Linked DNA regions of Homo sapiens: all the other regions are linked to region 3. A link is a contact called in ENCODE Hi-C or POLR2A ChIA-PET data. All regions are on one chromosome and are shown on one strand. The core of a region is the stretch at or near the end of the contact, and the rest is flanking DNA. Distances in the headings are between cores, read along the strand shown.

The links. A loop is a pair of places that touch in the nucleus more often than their neighbours do. ChIA-PET counts read pairs that join two places held with the same protein, here RNA polymerase II (POLR2A). Pooled maps may share reads with other maps.
Region 1: a map of K562 shows a loop between it and region 3 (4-fold over the local background). The contact joins the enhancer-like site here to the promoter of BLTP2 in region 3. A Hi-C loop is called at or near these places in 13 of 168 maps with a recorded cell type or tissue (CD4-positive, alpha-beta T cell, CD4-positive, alpha-beta memory T cell, CD8-positive, alpha-beta T cell and 8 more), 1 of 37 single-sample maps with no recorded cell type and 14 of 50 pooled maps. POLR2A ChIA-PET finds 5 or more read pairs at or near these places in 36 of 52 experiments (A549, AG04450, B cell and 28 more).
Region 2: a loop to region 3 is called in a map of naive thymus-derived CD4-positive, alpha-beta T cell, with 6 times the contacts of the local background. The contact joins the promoter of UNC119 here to the promoter of BLTP2 in region 3. A Hi-C loop is called at or near these places in 1 of 168 maps with a recorded cell type or tissue (naive thymus-derived CD4-positive, alpha-beta T cell), 3 of 37 single-sample maps with no recorded cell type and 13 of 50 pooled maps. POLR2A ChIA-PET finds 5 or more read pairs at or near these places in 11 of 52 experiments (CD4-positive, alpha-beta T cell, Caco-2, GM12878 and 8 more).

Annotation. Positions count from the first base shown.
Region 1 is chr17:28,735,396-28,740,217 of GRCh38, reverse strand. It overlaps NEK8 (NIMA related kinase 8), which reads right to left. Exons shown (of 15, transcript NM_178170.3): 5 at 2,704-2,912; 6 at 2,482-2,543; 7 at 2,218-2,399; 8 at 1,973-2,123; 9 at 1,471-1,547; 10 at 1,017-1,134. Among named protein-coding and RNA genes, the nearest start is that of TRAF4, 6.2 kb to the left of the region's middle. RefSeq lists enhancers at 810-959, 1,770-1,829, 1,840-1,989, 2,130-2,309, 2,210-2,744. Within about 2 kb of position 2,082, at least 5 of the 41 ENCODE cell types and tissues checked have a DNase peak (open chromatin) inside an H3K27ac peak, as active enhancers do; they include B cell, GM12878 and OCI-LY7, where a contact is called at or near this core.
Region 2 is chr17:28,550,253-28,555,237 of GRCh38, reverse strand. UNC119 (unc-119 lipid binding chaperone) reads left to right here and starts at 2,614. Exons shown (of 5, transcript NM_005148.4): 1 at 2,614-2,900. The coding sequence starts at 2,681. PIGS (phosphatidylinositol glycan anchor biosynthesis class S) reads left to right here. Exons shown (of 12, transcript NM_033198.4): 11 at 177-387; 12 at 743-1,851. The coding sequence ends at 1,018. RefSeq lists silencers at 2,438-2,887, 2,948-2,997.
Region 3 is chr17:28,643,808-28,648,537 of GRCh38, reverse strand. It overlaps BLTP2 (bridge-like lipid transfer protein family member 2), which reads left to right and starts at 3,380. Exons shown (of 39, transcript NM_014680.5): 1 at 3,380-3,549; 2 at 4,351-4,480. The coding sequence starts at 3,482. SDF2 (stromal cell derived factor 2) reads left to right here. Exons shown (of 3, transcript NM_006923.4): 3 at 1-192. RefSeq lists silencers at 2,994-3,223, 3,244-3,583.

The DNA.
Region 1 (4,822 bases), core at 833-3,332, 93 kb before region 3:
CTGCCTCCTGGGTTCAAGCGATTCTCCTGCCTCAGCCTCCTGAGTAGCCGGGATTACAGGCATGCACCACCATGCCCAGCTAATTTTTTTATTTTTAGTAGAGACGGGGTTTTACCATGTTGGCCAGGCTGGTCTTGAACTCCTGACCTTGTGATCCACCTGCCTCGGCCTCCCAAAGTGCTGGGATTACAGGCGTGAGCCACCACGCCGGCTCAAAATCCTCCTCCTTTAAAGCCCTGTTCAAATGACATCTCTCTCCTCCAGTTGACATTACTGTTCACTGAATTCCACGCCTCTGCACTGGGGTGTAGCCCTGATGCTATCTGTTCTCTGGCATGCTGGCAATGTCATCTTTCTCCCACTAGACTGAGTCCTCCAGGAAGACAAGAACCCATCAGTGTCATCTCTAGTTTCAGTGGCCAGCCTGATGCCTGACCCAAAGAGGACCTCAATAAAAAAAATTAGTGGATGGGCCAGGCGTGGTGGCTCACGCCTGTAATCCCAGCACTTTGGGAGGCTGAGGCATGTGGATCACGAGGTCAGGAGTTCGAGACCAGCCTGGCCAAGATGGTGAAACCCTGTCTCTACTAAAAATACAAAAATTTGCTGGGCGCGGTGGCGGGTGCCTGTAATGCCAGCTACTTGGGAGGCTGAGGCAGGAGATTCGCTTGAACCCGGTGGTGGAGGTTGCAGTGAGCTGAGATCACGCCACTGCACTCTAGCCTGGGTAACAGAGCGAGACTCCATCTCAAAATAAAATAAAAAACTAGGTGGATGAATGAAATTTCCTTCATTACCTCATAAACACCTGAAGGAAGCCACATCTCCATCTCATCTCAGCACCCAGCACAGGGTGTGCACATAGTCGGTGTAAAATAAAGGTTTGTTGAATGAATGAAGAGAATTTGAGAGAAAAGAGGGAAGAGAGAATGTGCTGTGAGGTGGAAGGTGGGTATGAAGGGGAGCAAGTCATGGCTGAGGATGCTGTGAGATGGGGCCTAAAGGCTGGAGCTTACCGCTGTCTCCACGGCCCCAGGCAAATAGTTCTCGCTCAGTGGACAGGGCCAGCACGTGAGAGGCCCCACAGGCCACCTGCACCATTTCATAGCCCAGCAAAGCCTCCACAATGGTGGGCTAGAGAGGAGAGGAAGCAAGGAGAAACTGGGCAAAGGGTCTGGAGCCATCTGGCTTCAACACCCCCTGTAGGGACAAAGCTGGAGGCTACACATTCTCAGGAGGTGGCTGTGTCTTTAAATCCAGCCATACACACTGCCAGGTGGGCAACCATTGGGGAAGCCTGGTTTTTCTGTACTTTCCCCGATGTAGGTGGCCCAGAGCAGGTGCAGCTGGGAAGCTAGAGGAACCTGTGGTTGCTGGGAACTCCCCTGCCCCCAATCTGGTGTCAACTCACAGATGTGGGCTCCCCGCCATCCCCCGACTTCCCCTTCCCAAGGTATATGTGACACCCACCTGGCTGATGTCAGTGAGGCTGCCATGGCCTAGGCACCCATTGCTGCCGCTGCCGAATGTCATGATGATGCCTCTGTCTGGGGAGAAGGGCAGTGAGGAAGGAGAAGGGAAAGAAGTTAAACAGTCTTTCCAGATAGCCCGGTCCTCCAGTGGGTTGCAGCAGCAAAATAAAGTTGGGGACCAGGGCTGGAAGGATGGGATAGGAAGAGAGAAAAGGATATGAGTCCCTTCAAACATATGTGACTTTGGACAAGTGACACCCTCTCTGAGCCTTAGCGTCCCCACTTGTCAAATGAGGATAATATAATAACTGCCTTGCCAGGCCTGTCCGTAGGGTAAAGGAGGTTGTATAAGGAAATCTCCTCAATAGTTACTAGACAGAAGCAATAACTCGATAACTAGTAGACAGAAGCATTCATTAAGTGCGTGTTTTGCAAGAGAAGAGAGAAGGTGCTCTGTGGGGCCTCAGAGCAGGTCCCACAAGGTAGGCCCGACAACTCACCAGTCAGGCAGGCAGTGAAGAAGTCCCCACAGGCCACGTGCTTGATGGTCACACCCGACTGGCCCTCCAGGAAACGCGAGATGAACTGGGGCTGTGGCTGCTCCACTGCCCCAGGAAGGAGACTGCCTCCGCCTGCACCTAGGGGTGGGGCCTGCAGGGGCAGGGGGATGGGCAGCGCCTGAGCACCCCAACCCTGCTGTGGACCTCCACCTCCACCCATCCAGGCCACCCCCTGGCCTGCTCACCTCCCACAGGATGAGACGCCCAGAGCGCGTGACGCCGGCTTTCTGCGTGCGCCCAGCTGCCACCTGGACCACCTCTGTGTTGAGCATTGGCAGCCGCAGGGGGGTGCCCAGCCCACCACCCCAGGCATACACTGACGACAGTGGTGGTGGGATGGCTGGCCTCACAGGTCCCCGGGGGATACCTGCAGGTACAGTGCATGGGGACTATTAAACTGATGGGAATGGTGTGGCATCCATGGGGACTGGCGGCCTCTTCCCACTTACCTCTGCAGCGGACACTGGTGGTCCTGCTCCCTGTGTTGCTGGGGGCCACGGACTTCTCTGCCCTGCAGGACAGATGGGGGCCTAAGGACAAAGACCCTCCTGACATTCCTACATGCAGGAAGGGAGGACTTGCCCCAGGTTTCCCTCTGCCTCAGACCTCCTGTGCTCCCACTGGGTGCCCACACCCTGCCGCCCAGGACCGCTCGCTGTCCCTGCACAGGCCTCCGCATGCGGACACTGCCCACGTCGGTGTGGAGGTTGAGGAGGGCACGGATGCAGAGGGGCTGTGCCATGATGTGGCTGAGTGGTGGCCGCTGGGCAGGCTCCAGGCTGAGTAGACTCAGGACCAGCTGGCGAAGCTCAGGGCTGTACCGGTCAGAGATAGGTGCAAAGGTGCCACTCATGATCTTCAGCACCAGTGCTGGCAAGTTCTGTGAAGGCACCAGGTTGAGAATTTGGGGAAGTGAGGGCAGCACCCCCCAGCTCCAGCCCCTGGTCTCCTGGGATAATAACAGCTTTGCCTGGAGGCATCATGCTACCTGACTTCAAACTATACTACAAGGCTACAGTAACCAAAACAGCATGGTACTGGTACCAAAACAGAGATATAGACCAATGGAACAGAACAGAGCCCTCAGAAATAATGCCACACATCTACAACTATCTGATCTTTGACAAACCTGAGAAAAACAAGAAATGGGGAAAGGATTCCCTATTTAATAAATGGTGCTGGGAAAACTGGCTAGCCATATGTAGAAAGCTGAAACTGGATCCCTTCCTTACACCTTATACAAAAATTAATTCAAGATGGACTAAAGACTTACATGTTAGACCTAAAACCATCAAACCCCTAGAAGAATACCTAGGCAATACCATTCAGGACATAGGCATGGGCAAGGACTTCATGTCTAAAACACCAAAAGCAATGGCAACAAAAGCCAAAATTGACAAATGGGATCTAATTAAACTAAAGAGCTTCTGCACAGCAAAAGAAACTACCATCAGAGTGAACAGGCAACCTACAGAATGGGAGAAGATTTTTGCAATCTACTCATCTGACAAAGGGCTAATATCCAGAATCTACAAAGAACTCAAACAAATTTACAAGAAAAAAACAACCCCATCAACAAGTGGGCGAAGGATATGAACAGACACTTCTCAAAAGAAGACATTTATGCAGCCAAAAGACACATGAAAAAATGCTCATCATCACTGGCCATCAAGAAATGCAAATCAAAACCACAATGAGATACCATCTCACACCAGTTAGAATGGTGATCTTTAAAAAGTCAGGAAACAACAAGTGCTGGAGAGGATGTGGAGAAATAGGAACACTTTTACACTGTTGGTGGGACTGTAAACTAGTTCAACCATTGTGGAAGTCAGTGTGGCGATTCCTCAGGGATCTAGAACTAGAAATACCATTTGACCCAGCCATCCCATTACTGGGTGTATACCCAAAGGATTATAAATCATGCTGCTATAAAGACACATGCACACGTATGTTTATTGTGGCACTATTCACAATAGCAAAGACTTGGAACCAACCTAAATGTCCAACAATGATAGATGGATTAAGAAAACGTGGCACATACACACCATGGAAAACTATGCAGCCGTAAAAAATGATGAGTTCATGTCCTTTGTAGGACATGGATGGAGCTGGAAACCATCATTCTCAGCAAACTATCGCAAGGACAAAAAACCAAACACCGCATGTTCTCACTCATAGGTGGGAATTGAACAATGAGAACACATGGACACAGGAAGGGGAACATCACACACCGGGGCCTGTTGTGGGGTGGGGGGAGGGGGAAGGGATAGCATTAGGAGATATACCTAATGTTAAATGATGAGTTAATGGGTGCAGCACACCAACATCGCACATGTATACATACGTATCAAACCTGCACGTTGTGTACATGTGCCCTAAAACTTAAAGTATAATAAAAAAAATAAATAAATAAACAATAACAGCTTTGCCCTCAGGAGACTTCAGTCTGATGAGGAGACTCCCAGACTGACAGGGGAGTCCAACCTGGCTTTCAGTGATCCCTAGTCTGATAGGGGAGCTGCAGCTATATCCTCAGAAACCCCAGCATGCTGGGAAAACTCAAGTCTTGCTCTTGGGAGGGTCTTCTGGGAAAGCCACAGCCCTGCCCTCAGGAGCCCTCCGTCTAATGGGAGGCAAGACCTACTCTCAGAAATCCATAGTCTGAGGGACACCCATAGCCCTCCCCTGGGGTAATCTGATAAGGGAGAGACATGACTCAGCTAGAGGAGAAACCTGAGGTGGCTTGAGCCAAGGGCTGCTGGGCGAGGCAGTAGATTTCTCAGTTGT
Region 2 (4,985 bases), core at 1,365-3,864, 93 kb after region 3:
AACTTGTTTGGTGTTGCCCCTTATGCCCCCAAGACCCTGAGGTACTTCCCTTTAACCCCTATGGTTCTGGGTAAGATTGAAAATCACTGGCTCAGGACAGATATTTGAGAAATCTTAGCCATGATCTCCCGCCTTGTGGTCTCAGCCACCTTGATCTTACTCCGATGTTCCTACAGGTTGCTCTTTGGGATTGCTCAGCCCCAGCTGCCTCCAAAATGCCTGCTTTCAGGGCCTACGAGTGAAGGGCTAATGACCTGGGAGCTAGACCGGCTGCTCTGGGCTCGGTCAGTGGAGAACCTGGCCACAGCCACCACCACCCTTACCTCCCTGGCGCAGCTTCTGGGCAAGATCAGCAACATTGTCATTAAGGACGACGTGGCATCTGAGGTAAGCAGGCAGGGGATGGATTCTGCAGCTTGGGACTGGAGTAGCCAGAGAGGGCCAGAGTGTGGTGAGACCAGAGAGCCTGTGAGGTCCATGGTATGTGTGGGCTTGCCATCTTTAGTGTCCCAGCCTTCCTCTAGACGGCAGTACCAGCCCCCAAGCAGGAGTGCAGATGAGAGTGCGAGGTTTCAAGCTGACCCTAGGAAAATAAACCATATCCCTGTAGAAAGACTTCCATAGATCCTGGATGAACTCCAGGCATCTTCCTTGGTAGATGGAAGGCACAGTAAGGCCCAGCACCCTTTCCACCAATGCCTAGGACTTACTGGTATACCCTCTTGTCCCTTCTCCTTCCTAGGTGTACAAGGCTGTAGCTGCCGTCCAGAAGTCGGCAGAAGAGTTGGCGTCTGGGCACCTGGCATCTGCCTTTGTCGCCAGCCAGGAAGCTGTGACATCCTCTGAGCTTGCCTTCTTTGACCCGTCACTCCTCCACCTCCTTTATTTCCCTGATGACCAGAAGTTTGCCATCTACATCCCACTCTTCCTGCCTATGGCTGTGCCCATCCTCCTGTCCCTGGTCAAGATCTTCCTGGAGACCCGCAAGTCCTGGAGAAAGCCTGAGAAGACAGACTGAGCAGGGCAGCACCTCCATAGGAAGCCTTCCTTTCTGGCCAAGGTGGGCGGTGTTAGATTGTGAGGCACGTACATGGGGCCTGCCGGAATGACTTAAATATTTGTCTCCAGTCTCCACTGTTGGCTCTCCAGCAACCAAAGTACAACACTCCAAGATGGGTTCATCTTTTCTTCCTTTCCCATTCACCTGGCTCAATCCTCCTCCACCACCAGGGGCCTCAAAAGGCACATCATCCGGGTCTCCTTATCTTGTTTGATAAGGCTGCTGCCTGTCTCCCTCTGTGGCAAGGACTGTTTGTTCTTTTGCCCCATTTCTCAACATAGCACACTTGTGCACTGAGAGGAGGGAGCATTATGGGAAAGTCCCTGCCTTCCACACCTCTCTCTAGTCCCTGTGGGACAGCCCTAGCCCCTGCTGTCATGAAGGGGCCAGGCATTGGTCACCTGTGGGACCTTCTCCCTCACTCCCCTCCCTCCTAGTTGGCTTTGTCTGTCAGGTGCAGTCTGGCGGGAGTCCAGGAGGCAGCAGCTCAGGACATGGTGCTGTGTGTGTGTGTGTGTGTGTGTGTGTGTGTGTGTGTCAGAGGTTCCAGAAAGTTCCAGATTTGGAATCAAACAGTCCTGAATTCAAATCCTTGTTTTTGCACTTATTGTCTGGAGAGCTTTGGATAAGGTATTGAATCTCTCTGAGCCTCAGTTTTTCATTTGTTCAAATGGCACTGATGATGTCTCCCTTACAAGATGGTTGTGAGGAGTAAATGTGATCAGCATGTAAAGTGTCTGGCGTGTAGTAGGCTCTTAATAAACACTGGCTGAATATGAATTGGAATGATACAAAGTCTGAGCTCTACTCTTTCTGCATTCACGCGTAAGTAACAGTTTCCTGGTGTTTGTCCTCCTGTGCCCACAGGTCCACTTTGCTTCCACGTGGCCATGTGCCCTTCCTAGCTGGATTGCCCAAGGCTGTTAGCATCTGCTTTTTACCTGAGATACTAATTCATCAGGTCAAAAAAAAAAAAAAAAAAAAAAAAAAAGTCTTGAGCACCAGCTGCAGGGAGCCTTCTGCTAGGTACAGGGGTCCTACAGAGAACAAAGTAGGCAGGACCAGTGCTTTCACAGAGCTGAGCTTTCAGGGGGAAGAGTCAGCGGACAAATAAAAATAATTTCACATAATGCATTAGAAAGACAAAAACAGGCTGGTCAGATGGTGACTGAGGGGGAAGGACTTCAGACTGGGTGTGAGGGAGGCCCTTTGAGCAGATGACATTTGAGCTGTGACTAGGAGAAAAGAGGCCATCTGGGGAAGACCATCCAAGCAGAGACCCTGAGCCTGGAACTCACGGGCAGAAAGGCTGGAACACAATGAGTAAGCGGAGAGGTAGTCAGGACCCCACTAGTACCAGTACAAGAAAGTGTTAGAAAAACAGAATGAAGCCCAGGGCAGGATACCCCGACTCCCATCCCCCGCGCCCGTCGCATTTCGGGAGGGTTGGGCCGGGCGGCGGGCGGGATCAGCGCAGGGCCCACCCCAGGGGCGGGGCCGGGGCGGGGCAGTACCTGGGGCCCCGGCCGGGGGCGGGGCTGCGGATGCTCCCACTTCCCCCGGCTCCAGCCGGCGCAGGCAGCGGCGGCAGCAGCAGGCGAGCCTCGGCCCCGCAAGGCCATGAAGGTGAAGAAGGGCGGCGGTGGGGCCGGGACGGCGACGGAGTCCGCTCCGGGGCCCTCGGGCCAGAGCGTGGCCCCCATACCACAGCCGCCTGCGGAATCCGAATCTGGGTCCGAGTCGGAGCCGGACGCAGGCCCAGGGCCCAGGCCGGGGCCGCTGCAGAGGAAGCAGCCGATCGGGCCGGAGGACGTGCTGGGGCTGCAGCGGATCACCGGTGGTGAGCACCCGCGAGGGAGCGCCGCCCGCGGGTGGGAAGGGGAGAGGGTGCGAGGGGCCCTCCCGGCGCGCCAAGCCCTGGCCCCCGCCCCCTTTCCCGCCTCCCCTCCCCCACCGAGTCCCCTCTCCTGTGTCCCCTGCTCTCCCTTCTGCCGCCAGGTCTGAGATCTCTGTGTACCCCCTTCCCTTGATCTCTCTCTGTGCCTCCTTCTTCTCCCTTTCGAGATTTATTCCTTCCTTTTCCAGGGGCCCGTCCCCTTTTCCCAGCGTGGAGGTACGTGCGGCAGCAGCTGCAACCATAGCCCTGTAGCTGTGGAGTCTCCAGAGCGCTTTGAGGCCCGTCCCTGCACTAATGAAGAGAGGGGCTGAGTGCAGCCTGTCCTCAGCCCCCACGCTGGAGGCTAGGTGGAGGCTGAGTTACTTGGGAGGCATTCAGACTCTTCATGTCTCCCCAACCATTAATACCCTCACCCTGATCCTCCAGGAAGACTTGGGCCATTTTCTTCCCCGGGAAAGAAACTGAGCAGGCAGCTTTAGTGTGTTGGCTGTGGTTCCTCTCATGGGGAGTGGCATAATGTCCCTCCAAGCCTGGACTAGCACCTGTCCTCTTCTGGGGGCTCTGTCATCAAGGGAGGCTTGGTCTCCACTGTGGTTAAGAGTTTCTGAGCTGGACTGCCTGGGTTGGAGTTCCAACTCTGCCATATAATTGTCTGTGTGACCTTGGGCAAGTAACCTCACCTCTCTGAGCATGTCTTTTCATCTGTAAAATGGGGATAATGATACCTTTCTCGTAAGATTATTGTGAAGATAAGTCCTCTGATTCTGTACAGTGCCTGGCATCTATGCATGCTGTGTACATTGGGCTCTTTGATCAGTAGTATTTTTGGGCCCTACAGGGCTGCTCATAGCTGCTGCCTGGAGTCAAACAACTTGGCTTTCAGGGCAGGGGAGGGGGTCATCATAGGCAGGGAACGAGGGCTAGGAAACCTCATAGCAGAGGCTTTGGATGAGCCTCAAAGGATGAAAGGTGCATGGAGAGACAGTGGCTCTCCACCTTGGCCACATTCACCAGCAACCTGCCCTGGCCCCCTTTGTGAGAATAACTGTTGGGGGGGGCCTCTCTGTGGGTATGGGGGGCATGTATTGGAGTGGACCTGAGCCCTAGAGCTTCCAAAGCAGCAGAACACCGGACTCCCAGACAGAGCTGTGGAGGGGAGACAGCCTTGAGCCTGTGCTCCTGGGTCCCTGGGGGCCAATTCCTCTCTCCTTACTGAGCTAGGCAGCAGCCATTCTTAGCTGGGCCCCCAGAGTACTGAGCTCCCTTGCCCAAGCAGGCATCAATGGAGAGAGGGAGGCTGGACCAGGCTGATGTTGAAGCCAGTTGGGCTACAATTTGCAATAGCAGCATTTAGGATTCAGCTTAGCTCTGGGGCAGAACTTTCTCAGACTGACTGAGTCCTGAGTAACTTTGGGGGTTTATTTTGCAACTAGAGGGAGCTTCCAGCTCATGTACCACCATTTGTCTCCTAATTTGGAGGAAATTCATAGCCCTTAGAGATGGGGCATCTGTGAAGGGTAAGTAGAGGAAAGGGCTTCATGAGAACCCCTTCCTGTGCAGGAATTGAGAACAGAGTTCCAGGGATTTCCACCCTGGCACCCCTTGCCTGGTCTCTTCTGACCCTAATCATGCAGGTCTGAGGTTTGCTGTTCCCAGATTACTGGGCCCTGAATCCAGCTTAGGAAGCTATTTGTGGCTGAGAGGAATAGAGCAGTTGTGTTCTGAGCCCTTGGCCACTCTGCCCCTTATTCTGACCTGACCCTGGGTCCCAGGCCTCATCCTTTCTAGAAGAGAAGGAGTGGCCGTGGTGTTCTGAGCCATAGATATCCGTGTTCCTCACTTCTTCTAAGGACAGAGAGGTTGATAGATTGAGTTTGCAGTAGAAGAGACTGAGGTTAGACTGCAGGAAGTTGTTCCCAAATGAGAGAGGCTCCAAAAGTTGGAGAATGGGAGAAGAGAAGGCCTTACAGGGATCTGGGAGTTGGGCACTGGGATCCTGCTCCCCACTCTGCCACCTCCGTTCCCTAT
Region 3 (4,730 bases), core at 2,131-4,630:
TTTGAGTCCTAAGACTCTTTGGAGACGCTATGAAGCTCCAATGTGGGCCCTTTTAAGAGCTTTTCTTGCATACAAACCTTTTCTCCCTCTACTTTGACTTCTCTCCAGGCATCTCATCTTTAATAGATCTTTGACTAATTATAGCTAAAAACTCTCAGAGAATACAGCATAATAAATAGCCAGTGAAATGTTTGCTTTGTATCTGTTACTGCAGATGAGAAAAAGGTGTAGGGGTAGAAAGAACGAACCAGTATTTATTCACTGCTAAATACTAGGTACCATATTATAGATCTTTTTTTTTATTTATTGTTTTTTAGACAGAGTCTCGGTCTGTCGCCCAGGCTGGAGTGCAGTGGCGCGATCTCGGCTCACTGCAAGTTCCACCTCCTGGGTTCACAACCATCCTCCTGCCTCAGCCTCCCAAGTAGCCGGTGCTACAGGCACCCGCCACCACGCCAGGGTAATTTTTTTGTATTTTTAGTAGAGACAGGGTTTCACTGTATTAACTAGGATGGTCTCGATCTCCTGACCTCATGATCCGCCCGCCTCAGCCTCCCAAAGTGCTGAGATTACAGGCGTGAGCCACCGCACCCGGCCTATAGATCTTACCTCATTTAATCTTCACAGAATTCATATAGGGTAATACTGCATTTTTATCAGTGCAGCAGTTGAGTAACTGCCTGAATTCTTTTTTTTTTTTTTTTTTGAGACAAGTTCTTTGCTCTGTCACCTAGGTGGGAGGGGCACAATCATGGCTTATTACAGCCTTGACCTCCTGGGCTCAAGTTGATCCTCCTGTGTCAGTTTTTGATTTATCGTAGAGATGAGGTCTCACTATGTTACCCAGGCTGGTCTGGAACTCCTGGGCTCAAGTGATCCTTATGCTGTGTCTTCCCAAAGTGCTGGGGATTACAGGAGTGAGCCACCATGCCTGGCCTACTGCCTGAATTCTTTTTTTTTTTTTTTTAAGATGGAGTCTCACTCTGTCGCCCAGACTGGAGTGCAGTGGTGCAATCTCGGCTCACTGCAACCTCCGCCTCCCAGGTTCAAGTGATTCCCCTGCCTCAGCCTCCTGAGTAGCTGGGACTACAGGCACCCGCCACCACACCTGACTAATTTTTGTATTTTTAGTAGAGATGGGGTTTCACCATATTGGCCAGGCTGGTCTTGAACTCCTGACCTTTTGTGATCCGCCCACCTTGGCCTCCCAAAGTGCTGGGAAAACAGGTGTGAGCCACCGTGCCCGGCCTGAATTCTTAAAACTAATAAATCATTTTGGAATAGGAATCCAGCTGTTTCTGACTCAGGTTTTTTTAAGTGCACTACGATTGTGTTTAGCTTTTGGAAAACAAATCCTGTTTTTTGGACAAACGTAGATATATCTCTCTAAAAAGGTGGATAGAAAACTACTTTTGTCCTCTGCCTACCTGATTTCCTCCTTTCCTGTGTCAATTGCAGAAAATTTGCTCCTGTAGCTTCCAATCATGGTATTGGTGAACGGAGATGGCTGCCATCTGCTGGAATTTCAGTGACTAGCAGGCTTTTTTTATTTTTAGAAACTTCCGGGTTTTGTTCTTTTTTTTTCTATTTGTTTTGTTAATGTTGAACATTTAGAGACACCATTTCTGTGCCAAACATGGCCCGTGACGTTAAAAGACTTGGTCTCTTTTACAAGGGCTTGTGGTCTCAATAAATGGAGGCCATGAATTAGTTGAGCCCCACTGTTGCCTCAACCACCCCCCACCCCCGACTCCCTGCCTTTATTCCACTTCACTTGTGTTGATCCCTTAAGATCTCTCCAGAAAGAAATAGACAAATCATAAAATCAACATTTTAGGCTATGAGATGGCTGGGAGTAGGGCCGGTAATAGTCAAGGGAGAAGGAAGGAAGTGACAGGAATCTTGGTTCAATAAACAGATTGGATAAGATGAACCAGAGTAGGGATACGTGTTGCACGGCACCCCTCCTTGACTTGGACAGAGGTTTTCAGTGAATTGGGCCTTCCCAGAGCATTCGGAGGACATACCCTGGGGGAAGGCTGCAGATGACGAGGAAGATGACGCAAATACAGTGCTTGAGAGGTAAGTATGACCTTGAAACAGCAGCGCTGGAGCTCTTGGGGAGATGTGAAATCACTGAAGAGAGGAATAGATAAGGGAGGAAACAATCAGAGGAGTGAAAGCAACTTCGGGCAACACACAGGTGAAAGATGAAATGGTGTTTTATCTGAGGGAGCCAAAAAGAGAGGCTCTGAGTAAAATCTTGAAGGATATATATGGAGATTAGGACGTGGGAGCGAAGGGGTATGAAAAGAGACATGACCTCCTCCATAATACTTATTTTGAAACCGTCAGGATTTCCTTAGCTTGTGCTGTATCAGTAGATCATCATTCAGATACTGATCCTTAGCACAGTAACGCTGAGGGACCTTTGTCCTGTTCTCTCATTTTACAGAGAAGGAAGCAGGCAAAACTATGTATTGTCTATTTTATGTAATTATGTTTGCTTCCCAGATAAACTACACAGAAGGAAGCAGGCAAAACTGACTATGTATTGTCTACTTTATGTAATTATGTTTGCTTCCCAGATAAACTATTTTTTGCTAAAGGGCAAGAACAATATTCACTACTTCTGCAGTATCTCCTCCTCTCCTCCATCAGGGCCCAGTTCGTGCCATAAGTAGATGGACCAGAACAGTGTTCAAACAGTAAATGAAGTAAAAACTCATTGGCCAGGAACCGTGACACGCGTCTTTAGTCCAAGCTACTCAGGAGGCTGAGGCAGGAGGATCCCTTGAGCCTGCAGGAGTTCGAGACCAGACTGGGCAACGTAGCGAGTCCTTGTCTCAAAGAAAAAAAAAACAAAACCTCATTAGTTTCCTCTGTGGATGGAATGAGGCGAGATTTTTGAGGCCTTTTAATTACCTCCTAGTTTCTGCCTCAGTAATTTTCAAACAGGATCTTGAATAAGATGGGAGTGCTACCACGTCTGACCAGGGGTGTAACTTCCGCAGAACCCTGAGTCCAGGCCTAAGTGGCTAGGCGGACTCCAACTCCCCTCAAAGTGAGCTCCCCGGACCGAAATGAGTCAGCCAGGTCCACCGCCAGCCCAGGTAGTGGGCCCGGACTCCGACCCCCGCGGGTCCCCGAGCCCCGCGGTTCCGGGCACCGTGGTGTGCGCCCGGGGCGTGTTTCAGCTCTTGGTCCGCTCCCCCTCGCCCTCCTCCCGGAACCACGCCCGCTCCTCGCGCACGCAGCCCGTCGGCCCTGCAGCGTCGTAGGACAGGGCGGGACTGGGGTGGGAGGCCGTTGGTTGGCTGGCGGGCTGCGGAAGGCGGGGCTCGTGTGCGCACCAGCGCGTCCTCGCTCAGCGTTGCTCCTGCGCGCGCAGCTGGTCGGCCCGCGGCGGTGCTGCGCGGATCCGGCGTCGGGGCCCGGCATGGCGGGGGCCGGGGCCAAGCCGGGCCGGACCCGGACCTAAATGCCTCTGTTCTTCTCCGCGCTGTTGGTCTTGCTGCTAGTTGCGCTTAGCGCCCTCTTTCTAGGCCGGTGAGGGTTCCCGGCCGCGCCGGCGGCGGCGGCGGCGGCGGGAGGGAGGGGGCGGAGAGGAGGAAGAAAGACTGAGGAGGGGGCGCGCGCCTTACTGAGGCGCGTGAGGCAGAGTGGGTAGGGTGGAGGGAGGGGGCGCGCGGCGAGGGGAGGGATCGTGAGGAGGCGCGTGGCCCGAGCTCCCAGGGATGGGCTGCGAGTTGGGGAGACTGAGGAAGCGGGCGGGGTCTGAGGAAATGCTGAGGCCAGGAACTGAATAGGAGTGTGAGGAAGGGGCCTGGTTCAGTGGCTTCCCTTTCCCCCTCCACCCACCCCTGCATGTCCCTTTCGCCAAGCGCGATGGGCACCTGCAGCATCGGTCTGGGGAGAACAGCATTCGAGCTGCCGGGTCTGACCTCAAAGTGCCTTCTCGTGGATACCTGTCTGGAGGGTGGGAGCAGGAGACAGACAGACCCTCTGGGGAGTGTGATGGCACATGTGACAGAGCCGCCTCCGCTTTGACTCTTGCTGGGGTCTTCTCTCTCTGCCTCTGGGATTCATAACAATTTGAGGGATTTTGTTTTTGTCTTCAACTTAGAGGGTGCAGTTTCTGGTTTCATCTGGGTGGAGGGGTCAGTCGGGAGCTAGGATCTTGATCAGCGTGGCTGAATGTATATGACAGAGTGGTGCTTTGGAAGAAAGGAGAGTTGCTCAGATCCAGTTTCAGGAACGACCTTTTGCAAGGCTTTGAAAGACCAGCAAGGGGTGAGGGAAACCATCATTGGAAAAAGGTCCTATGAATTAACAGGAATTTTTCTGCAGGTGGCTTGTGGTCCGGTTGGCCACCAAGTGGTGTCAGCGGAAGCTGCAGGCGGAGCTAAAGATTGGCTCCTTCCGCTTTTTTTGGATCCAGAATGTCAGTCTTAAGTTTCAGCAACACCAGCAAACAGTGGTGAGTTCTGGGAAACTCTGGATATGTGTGTAGGGTTGATCCAATTGAATTTAAACTCTTAATTTCCTTTTTTTAAAAATAGAAATCCTGGTGGCTTTTCTAGTTAATCCCAGCCTTGCCATTTCTTTGCCAAGATGATCTTAGAGCTAGTTGGAGAACGCTGCAAGTTGTTCAGTTAAAAATGTTTGTAGGACACAGAGTGTCCAGGGCACATAACAAAGATACAGAAGAAAGATAACAGGAAATCGAA